2 separate regions of the Homo sapiens genome follow, and region 1 is linked to region 2. The links are chromatin loops, found by intact Hi-C in ENCODE. Cell type or tissue: IMR-90. All regions are shown on one strand. Each heading gives the region's core, and the rest is flanking DNA. Links, peaks and the distances in the headings are about the cores only.

What was found. Hi-C counts contacts between places; a loop is a spot of excess contacts. Peaks named below come from ENCODE experiments on the same cell type or tissue, not always from the same donor. Only the 100,000 strongest peaks of a DNase experiment are listed, where the experiment ranks them.
Region 1: a loop joins it to region 2, with 2.0 times the contacts of the local background. A loop is called at or near these places in 7 of 110 quality-filtered maps.

The regions. Positions count from the first base shown.
Region 1 is chr22:33,789,993-33,795,369 of GRCh38, reverse strand. All of the region lies in intron 1 of LARGE1 (LARGE xylosyl- and glucuronyltransferase 1), which reads left to right. Among named protein-coding and RNA genes, the nearest start is that of LARGE-AS1, 68 kb to the right of the region's middle. In IMR-90, for the core only: no CTCF peak of the experiment used is centred there; no DNase peak of the experiment used is centred there.
Region 2 is chr22:33,851,188-33,856,564 of GRCh38, reverse strand. All of the region lies in intron 1 of LARGE1 (LARGE xylosyl- and glucuronyltransferase 1), which reads left to right. Among named protein-coding and RNA genes, the nearest start is that of LARGE1, 67 kb to the left of the region's middle. RefSeq lists enhancers at 2,219-2,718, 2,549-2,818, 2,719-3,220. In IMR-90, for the core only: no CTCF peak of the experiment used is centred there; a DNase peak (open chromatin) is centred at 2,604; H3K4me3 peaks cover 679 bases; H3K27ac peaks cover 469 bases.

The DNA of each region.
Region 1 (5,377 bases), core at 57-5,056, 61 kb after region 2:
CAAGGATCAAGTTATTTGCGTCTGTGTAAACCTACATATAAGTAAGTAGTGGTAGTAATTATTATGGCTGTTAATGAAATACTTACTGTATACCAGCAATTATGCTAAGTGTTAAGTACTTAAATTCTCCCATGCTGAGCTTTCAGCAGCCCTACAACTTGTTACTGTATTTATCCTACTCCTACTTTTTAGATGAAATTGGGTTTTAGGATTAATTTATACCAGATTACACAGTTTACAAAGACGGAGACTGAATTCAAACCTCTTTAAAGACTAGTTCTCTTAAAATAGGATCAGCAACAACTCTTACCATTCATTGAGTCCTATGACATGCTGAAGGTAAAGGAAAACAATGCTGACGCAGTCTCACTTCAAGCATCCTCTGAGGGAGTTTGGCCTCATTTTATATGAATAGTGTTCCTTTTTACTCTTGAAATTGTCCCATTTTAAGGCCGGGCACGGTGACTCACGATGGTAATCCCAGCACTTTGGGAGGCGGAGGCAGACGGATCACCTGAGATCAGGAGTTCAAGATCAGCCTGGCCAATATAGTGAAACCCTATTTCTACTAAAAATATAAAAATCAGCTGGGTGTGGTGGCACGTACCTGTAATCCCAGCTACTCGGGAGGCTGAGTCAGGAGAATTGCTTGAACCCGGGAGCGGAGGTTGCAGTGAGCCGAGATCGTGCCACTGTGCTCCAGCCTGGGCGACAGAGCGAGACTCCATCTCAAAAAGAAAAGAAAGAAATTTTCCCACTTTGAGGAAATGAGTCTGTGGTTTCTGGATGGATAAGAAAACTGAGTTTAGAGAATTTGTGCCACTTGTCCAAGGCCACACAGCAGTAAAAGGATAGACTGGGGTTGGAACTCTGGTCTGTCTGAAGAGGCCAGGCTCTTCACCCTGACAGTTGCCTGGCTTCTGGTATTTGCTGCCTTCTTGCTCCTCTTCGAGAGCAGTTCTGGCTTTAAAAACAAGTTCTGTGGGCAGAGGTACTCCATGCCCCAGCCTGAGCCCTTGGGGCCCACCTGGGATTGGTGGTGTCTGGGCGATCTCAGGGTTCCCTTCTTTCTTCCCTCCCTCCTGAGAAGAATCAGACTCAGACACCATCTTTTGTGGTCTAGTGTTTGGGAAAAGACGGCTGCACAGTCTCCACCAGCATTTGCAAATTATTCACAAATTATATGCACAGACACATGGGGCCCAACTACATACGTCGCAGACTTGAATGTGGGTCCTGGGAAGCTTCTGGATATGTGAGTTTGGGGGTTGGGCATCCCATCTAGCATAAACTTACCATCTTCATGCTTGCAGCCTTGCAATATACAGGCCCTGTTTTCCCCTCAACATTAATAAACTTTATTTTCCCTGCAGTTGTAGGAGACAGAGGCTCTATAGAAAACTTACAAATGAAAACATATTCTTTTGGAAAAAAAAATTATGGTTATCAATTCCTTCTTTATTAGTTTTCTTTTATTTTTAGATCCATTTGCATGAAAGCAAGAGATTCTCACACCACCCCCTCTTTGTATGATTATGACAGAGAGGCAATAAGAGGACAGATTCTTATGAAAAAAAAAAAGTTGGGGGGTGCTTGCCTTATTTGAGAAAACAGAGATCTGCAGTGATGAAGCTACACATACCACATAGCTTAAGAGAGGAGCTGGAAAAAGTTCTATTTAGGGAGAAGGATTTTTCCTGTGTTCTTGCGGGAGGTAGGAGGGACTCTGGAAGTGACAGTAGCTATCCGTATTCTGGAATAAAAGCTGTTCTCCTGAGAAAAGAAGCAATATTCCTCACTTCTCACAGCCTGTGCCGGGTTTCAGGTTTGGGAGTGGGAATTGGACATTTGAACCTTTCATTTCCTAAATGGATTTGCAATAAATAAAACTAGAGTTAAGGCCTCATTTCAGTAAACATGGGGGAGCTGTTGGAAGCTGCTGCTCCCTGTTTCAGACGATTATCTCCCACTCAGTCCTGGTGGGCATTATGTATGCCAGGTGGGAGCGGAGACTGATTTTGTCCTTCCTCATTGAAGCCTGGAAAAGTCTAGTATCTTTTATCAGATGTGGGGTGGTTGGCTGTTTCCTTTTCTCCTCCAGCCATGATATTTTTAAAATTGACAGCCCCGTTGTGATCCAGGGTGATGAGAGAGAGACTGACATTTTAAAGTTTCAGAACATGTTTTTCAGCTCTTCTTTGGATTGCTAATGTGAATAATAATGCCACATTGAACACTTATCCTGTGCGATGCTGTAGGAGTGTGGTAAACATCTCATAAATCTTCATGGCACTGCTCGCTGCAGCATGGCCAGTCGTGGAACTCCCTGCCTCCGTCTCCTCCTCTGGGCACGCTCAGCAGCTTTCGCTGTTTGGGTGGAAAGCTGTTTGTGGATATTAAAGGAGATGGTACTTGGTCTAGAAGAGGTGCTCAATGTCAGTGTCTTCTTTAGCCCCTCCCCTGGCCCCACCTTCTCCTTTCTTTTTCCCGTGGCTGGGGTTTTGGGGAAGTCCCTGAACACAGTGAGAAAGGGGTCTGTTTTCTCCTGAGTAATTTGAAAATCTTGGCTAAGAATGGGGGAGAGAAAGGAGGGTGTGGATGCTACTAGGTGAGGGCTTGGGAACTCCTACATTTCCTATGGAGGAAGAGTTTCAAAACTTGTGTTTTTTTGCTTCTGTGCTTTGTTTTTTTTTGTTTTGAATATGTGACTTGATTATTCTGGTTTGTAACGTTGTCTTTAGGAAATGAAAGATGCCTCATTATTTTCTGATTCCCCAATATCCTGCCCTCTTAGGGGTTTCCTAGTAACAGATTTTCCTGGTTAGACCTTGCCCTCCTGTGTTAGTTCATTCTCATGCTGCTAATAAAGACATACCCCAGACTGTGCAGTTTATAAAGGAAAGAGGTTTAATTGATTCACAGTTCAGCATCACTGGGGAGGCCTCAGGAAACTTACAGTCATGGTGGAAGGGGAAGCAAGCACATCCTTCTTCACATGGCGGGAGCAAGGAGAAGTACCAGCAGGGAAAATGCCAGACACTTATAAAACCATCAGAACTCCTGAGACACACTCATTATCACGAGAATAGCATGGGGGTAACCACCCCTTGTGATTTGATTACGTCCTAACAGGTCCCTCCCATGACATGTGGGGATTATGGGAACTACAGTTCAAGATGAGATTTGGGTGGGGACACAGCCAAAGCATATCACCTCCTAACAAGTATAATCCTAGGTTGTCTGTGGCCATAGTGCGTTCTGTTTTACCGAATTGACGTCTCTGAGTCTGAACACTGGTTCTGCTGCTAAGTGCTCCTGGACTCTGAGGCTCTGCATTTAGGCTCTCTGGGCATCTATTTCTCACATAGAAAAGGGAACAGATAATAAAAAAGCCTACCCTGTGGGGCTGTTGTGAGTAGTAAACGAGGTAATGTTATCAAGTGCCTGTCTTAGCATGCAGTATGCACTTCACAAATAAGACACATAAAAATTTCTTTTTCCCTTGGACACAAGACTTAGAGTATTTTTCCTAGGATGATGGTGGTAGTTGTGAGTAGTAATATGAGTAGCAATGGCACTAGTGCTGGCAGTAATAGTGGTAGCACTAGTGCTGGTGGTCATAGAAGTAGTAAGCCTTTGGCTTGGCTTCCATAATGAAAGTCTATAATGATTTCTATATAATAATCTCTGCTCTTTAGCAGCATTTTTCCAACAGAAATTTATCCATAAAGTGCCCAATAACCTAATGATAAGGCATTGTTAGCAGTGAGATATTCCATACAAATGAATTTTCAGATGAAGTGGCACTTTTCCCTTTAGGCAGCAACATTTCTAAACACAAAATGAAACCAAAGAGGCATAATGATTTTGTGGAAAATGTTCTAAGCTAGTATTTTTCTTCCTTTGCAAACAGAAAAGACTGAAAATAATTAAATTTTTTTGTAATATGACTCAGTTCCCCTTTGTGCCATATTATAATCCATGGAAATTACTGAGTTGTGCAGAAGAGTTTACTCCTAGGGTATACGGCCCCAAAGGATCATGCTTTTTTAATTCTTGAGACTGCTCTTTGTTCTTCTTTTTTAATTTTTTTGGCCAGCCATAAGGATACTACGCAGACATGCTCACCATTCCTAAACTTCCTGGGGAAAGTTTAAAGGTGGCTACAGCCTTTCCAGTGTACAGCACAAAGACATTTTAATTTTAATGATTTATCTCGCTCATGAGCTTTTCTCATTTACTTATAGAATAAAGTTTTCATTCTTCATTTAGAAGGCTTTTCTTTATAACTAGTACAAGTTATAAAACAGACCATCTATCCTTTATATTCTCTTAAGAAATTTGTGTTTGTGGTAGGTAAAATGAAAAGTTACTGCCGTTGTTTTTGGTAGAATTTACCTGGTGTTCACCTTGAAAGGATATGTGCTTGTGGGCCTTTTAAAGCAAAAACAAAATAAAAAAAGGATTGAAACTTCTGAAGTTATCTAAATAAATATTCTTGGTATGTATTGCTGTGAAAACAAAATTCAACAGAGCTTTTAGATGTACATGTCAGTTATATCTTATATTTTGTAGAACTTGAGAAGTTGGCATGTCAGATTAGTAGATGCTCTGGATGCGGAGTTTTTCAATCTTTGTGACAGGTAGGATACATTTAAACTTTGGTCAGCTTCCGGAGAGGCATAGCCTGGTCTTTCATCATATATCTGAAGGCAAAAAGATAGATGGAAATCTCTAAGCAGTATGAATTGTAAGTATTTCTGTTGAGTTATAAATACCTCAAGGAAAAGAACCATCTTAGTTTTCTTTTATTCACTTAACAAATATATATTGGCTTTTGAAGTGGTTGAGTGTAGAGTTCTAGAGTTAAAAATATTTTGGACTTAAAGAAAAAAAAATTGGTTTAAATTCCTGCTGTATCCTTGGATGATTCAGTGTAGGCCAGTTTCCCTTCACAATAGTTATTGAGGGGCTACTGGGTGTCAGTTGCTATGCCAGGTGTATTAGCATGTTCTCACGCTGCTAATAAAGACATACTGGACAGTGGGTAATTTATAAAGGAAAAAGGTTTAATGGACTCACAGTTCACATGGCTGGGCAGGCCTCACAATCATGGCAGAAGGTGAATGAACAGCAAAGTCATGTCTTACATGGTGGCAGGAAAGAGAGGTTGTGCAGGGGAACTCCCATTTGTAAAATTCTCAGATCTCATAAGACTTATTCACTACCATGAAAACAGTATGAGGGAAACCCCCATGATTCAGTTATCTCCACCTAGTGCCGCCCTTGATGTGTGGGGATTATTACAATTCAAGGGGAGTTTTGGGGACACAGCCAAACCATATCATTCTGCCCTCAGCCCCTCCCAAATCTCGTG
Region 2 (5,377 bases), core at 316-5,315:
TGTAATCCGGTTCTTTCACCAAAGAAGACACAGTGGCTGCCTCACAGGGACCTGGAAACAGTGTCTAATTCCCAGTTCTGGTGGGATTTCCCCTGTGTCTTACTCTCTTGGCTGATGATCAGTAGATCTATTTATCACTTCTAGGAGCTGCGCCTTAAGTCTTCATTTCAGCCTCTTCGTATGGACCTCACTGAGGCTCTGAGGGGGAAGTGACTGCTTAGACCCACCACCCACCCACCCAGCTTGTTCTGTCGGGAATGGTTCTGACCCTCTTCCATGGAGAGGCATGTGTTTGTCTGGGTGGAGAACATTTCCAGAGGAGCATGGCCCCCTGAGAACTGGTCCGGGTATGGCCACAGTTCAGCACTCTGGTTGGATTCTGCACATGAAACATTTTGAAATCTTTTCAGTGGAAGTTTGGTTCTTGGACAGCTCTCTTCTGCTGTCCCCTAAACCCCCTATTCCTACTGAGATCAGAGGCCATTTGTTGTACATAGTCATCGCCCAGGTGCCAGCGTAGGGCTGGGTGCCCGGGAAGCCTCCAGTAAGCAGCACAGAGGTGCGGGGTGCGTCTCAGGATGCCAAGACTTGATCCCGACTCCATCATTTATTATTCCTGTTCTCTTAACCTTTTAAGCTTCAGTTTCTTTGTCTTAATAAAAAGGGGGCATGTGAAGAGATGACAGTAGTCCTTCATGGTTTTGCTGTAAGGACTCACTGAGCAAAAAACGTGTAATGAGGGCAGGTATGGGCTTTATTAATTTTTGTATCCTGAGGTTGGTATTCACTACATATTCATCAGAATGATGATGAAAAAGTAAGGAACCCCCCCACTCTGAGTTTCATTTGCTCCACTTCGAAAACTAAGATACTGGTGTTAATCTGTGGTTCCTGGGGGCAGAGGGCTGCTCATCAGAAATTCCTTGAGGGCCTTTCCCAGAAGCACAGGACCAAGCCCCACCTCTGAAATTCTGATTCCTGCCATCTTGGCTGGAATGTGGCATTTGGGTTCTGAAACATGGGTCCTGGGGATTGTACCACACAGCCCTGGTGAGGCGTGATGGGCCCTCCAGACCCTGAGGTCTCTCGCCTGATCCTTTCTGGGTTGGGCAGGTTGGGGGCACATGGAGTGGCTAGCAAATGGTTAGGGTTCTGACAGTTTCCCACTCCACCCCTCTACCTTCCACCCGTTCTTCAAGGCCCACTTTATTTTTATTTATTTATTTTTTTTGAGACGGGGTCCCGCTGTCTTGCCCAGGCTGGAGTGTGGTGGCGCGATCTCCGCTCACTGCAAGCTCCGCCTCCTGGGTTCATGCCATTCTCCTGCCTCAGCCTCCCGAGTAGCTGGAACTACAGGTACCGCCACCACACCCGGCTAATTTTTTTGTATTTTTAGTAGAGACAGGGTTTCACCGTGTTTGCCAGGATGGTCTCGGTCTCCTGACCTCATAATCCGCCCTTCTCGGCCTCCCAAAGTGCTGAGATTACAGGCGTGAGCCACCGTGCCCAGCCTAAGGCCCACTTTATATGCCACCTTCTCCAGAATGACTGCCCGGGCCTCCTGAGCTGGAAAGTGCTCTCTCTCTCTGCTGAATGCCTTGTGGTCCTGCCTCTGGGGTTTTGTAATGCTGCAATCAGCCATAAGCTTGTGAAGGACGCGGCCTCGCTTGATGCAACATGGCACCCCACAGCACCTTCGCCGGGCTCTTGCATCCAGTTGGCATATCATTATATATTTACATATGTCACCGATACATTTATGAATAACTGTTTCAACAGCTAACTCTTTGGCTTTATAAATCACAACTGCATCTCCCAAGATTCCTTCTGTGTCTCTTCAGACCAGTAACACAGAATGTCTTTGTTAAATTGGACCTTTTTTTTTTTAAATAAACTGGAGACACTTGGGGAGAATAAAATGATGTACTCTGCTTTTGTAATTAGCTGTGATGATTAGACTATCTTCTTCATAATGTCTTATTTTTACTTGCTTTGGAATTTATCAAGTGCTCTCTTTTCTATGAAGGTTACCCTTCAAGTGAGTAAGGGGGCTTGATTAGAACACTGGGGGATTTACCTTGTACTTTTTAAAAATAAGACTCATGATGGAGAAGGCTGATGTGAGCCGATGGTGAAAGGTCAGCCTGGAGCTATAAAAAGGGGTCTCTGAGCTGAGAAACTGAAACCGATGCTCCCAGACCAAGATTTTTTTTTTCTGCCATCAACTGCTGAAGTAATTAATAGTCACTTTTATTTTAGAATTTGTTTTATATTTAACAAAGCAGCCTGTCATGGCTTCTCTTCATGCCCAGGGCAAGGTCCTTTCTTTTTTTTTTTTTTTTTTTTTTTTTTCCCCTTAAGTGCATTTATAATTACATTGATCAGCTCTGAGTTTGTGATATGCCAAGTCCTTGAATGTGATACTCATTTGCTTTCACGTTTTTGATGCAAATGGATCTTGGAATCCATTCTAGAGTGCTTTGGTAGATTTTTTAATCCACAATAGGCAATTTATCTTGTTCAGCCTCTACAAGGACTGTCTGGTATGGCCGGTCTGGGCATCTGGCTGGCCACGAGCCTGCCCAGTAGGGACTCAGTTGGGACCTGCTGAGAGCAGTTTCACTTTCGCATTTGCTTCCTCTTGTCCACAGCTGAACTGAGAGGTGTTCTCGGGGATCCCTAGAGTATTGAGAACAAAGAGCAGAAGGAAGAGCTTGCATACTTCTATTTTCCATCCATTCAGTGAATATTTAGTGCCTGCCCCAAGGCAGGTTTTGAGGATACAGCAGACGGCACAACAGGCAGACATATCCTTGTGGACGTGCTCTGGCACCAAGCTGTTTCCAACTCAGCACATGTGGGAAAGGAACTGGCACTTTTTTGTATCCTTGCTATCTTCGGCATATGTGGGCATACTTATTTAAGCCTCACAACTGTCTGTGAAGTAGGTATTATTAAGGGTTATGTAGGCCACATGTATCTGTGAACATCATACTGGTGTGTGGTGTTTTGCATAATAGAGCTATGAAATTATGCAGCTGGGGTTTGAAAATAAACCCTGCCTTTGGCCATCTAGATGTTGAACAAGGGACTTAAATGCTCACAGCCTCCTCCTCTTCCCCTGTTTTGAATGAGGCTAAAGGTTGGACCTCTCAGGATCATTTGGTAGTTAACACTTTGCAAGTTGGCATGGATACACACAGGTATTGTAAACCTGTGTGTGCTTGAAAAGCAGCGGCTGTTTCTGCCTGTGATTCTGGAGTTACTTCTGGATTTGATCCTATACAGAATGCTCTTATATCCTGTTCATTATAGGGAAGGAAGCTTGTGGCAGGGAATCTGCAGACCCACGTTCCACCTGGTTCTATCATCAAATTGTGTGGTCTCGGACAAGTTCCTAGACCTCTCTAGTTCTCAGTTGTCGCATATCTGAAATGAGACGATGGTGCTGATTTCCCTTTGGATTAATTTCTCCTTGGATTAATTTCTCTTTGGTGGCTTTGTTTAGGCCCCCCCTTCATTTCCATCAAGACTTTCTCATGTTTCAGTTTCATATGGCGGAGGGCTTGCCTGGCTGCCTCATTGATCACTGTGACCCTCGCCTGGCATTCCCATCCCTCTTTACCCTGTTCTGTTTTTTCTTTATTTTCATAGCACTTATCACTTTTCTTTCTTTCTTTCTTTCTTTTTTTTTTTTTTTTTTTTTTTGGAGACGGAGTCTCGCTGTCTTGCCCACGCTGGAGTGCAGCGGCCCAATCTCCACTCACTGTAACCTCCGCCTCCCAGGTTCAAGCAATTCTCCTGCCTCAGCCTCCCAAGTAGCTGGGACTACAGGTGTACGCCGCCACGCCCGGCTTATTTTTTGTATATATGTTTTTTTAGTAGAGACGGGATTTCACTGTGTTGCCCAGGCTGGTCTCGAACTCCTGAGTTCAGGCAATCTGCCCGCCTTGGCCTCCAAAAGTGCTAGGATTACAAGTGTGAGCCACCGTGCCCAGCCTTTATCGTACTTAGCACTTTCTAACAGACTGTATGTTTTTTTAAATTTGTTGTGTTTATTTTTATAGACAAAAAACACATGTTACCTTTGCTGGAATGTAACCTAATTAAGGGGCGAAATCTTTATCGATCTTGTGCCCAGACCACCTTGAAGCCATGAAGGGATGCTCAGGAGGCTTTGTTAAATATAAAACAAATTCTGAAATAAAAGTGACTATTAATTACTTCCACAGTTGATGGCAGGAAAAAAAAAACTTCATCTGGGAGCATCGGTTTCAGTTTCTCAGCTCAGAGGCCTCTTTTTGTAGCTCCAGGGCTGACCTTTCAACGTTGGCTCACATCAGCCTTCTCCATCATGAGTCTTATTTTTAAAAAGTACAAAGTAAATACCACAAACAGGTATTGTGACTTGTGGAACAAGTTGTCGAGAAAATTACAAAGAATAGTTCCTTCTGCTGCTATCTGCTTAGAGCCAGCCTGGCTCTAATAGCTGGGGCCTTTGTGTGTTCTCTTCTTGGGCATAAAGAGTTTCACAGAATACAATATAGAGTGATGGAGTCACTCTATGTTGGTAATAGAACAAGACAAAAACAAGACCACTCAATCATCAACACTGAGCACAGATAAAAGCAAGATCACTGCAAGGCACAAAAACAACCAAACATTCCCCAGTCTCAGCTCACACGAATGTTTCTTTACCGATTATGGCTTTAGCCTCATTCTGTTCCTCCTGCCTCTTAGATAAAAATTAGGAAGCTACGTCATCATAAAATTTCTGCTCTGTTGACAGCACCCAATTCAGAGCAAAACTACATTTCCCTGAGCCTACCCCTAAATCACTGAACACAGTCCAAATTGTATAATGAGCTCCTCCTGACATCCTCTTGCTGAGATCTCTGAAATTCTGCCTGTTGTAGTGTCCACCTTGCTGCAGTGAACCAATGAACCCAACTTTGTTTGACCACAGGTATGTTCCTGGTAGTCTTTAACTGGAGCCGGTGGCATAGTCGCTTGGTGAATAAAACTTTGTCCTAGGCATCACTGTAGAAATGTGTAGGTTATTTTACAGCTGAATGGTATTGAATAGACATGTACACAGTTTAATTGGAGAGCTGAGTCACTTGATAATTGTGGAAACAGAGCAGGATGTGACAGAAGGCAGAAATGCAAAGGTTGGGTAAGTGTGCCTCGAAGTAAGTGACTTGAGAGAAGGAGAAAGCCTAGAAGGCTGGGGCGGTAGAGAGAAGGTAGCTAGGGCTGGAAGACACAGTGGGGTCTTGAGTAAATCGCTTGTTTAGGAGTCAAGAGACCCAAGGTCTTATCCTGGATTTACTGCATATGAGCTGTTAACAAGTCCAATTGTTAGGTTTTTCATTTG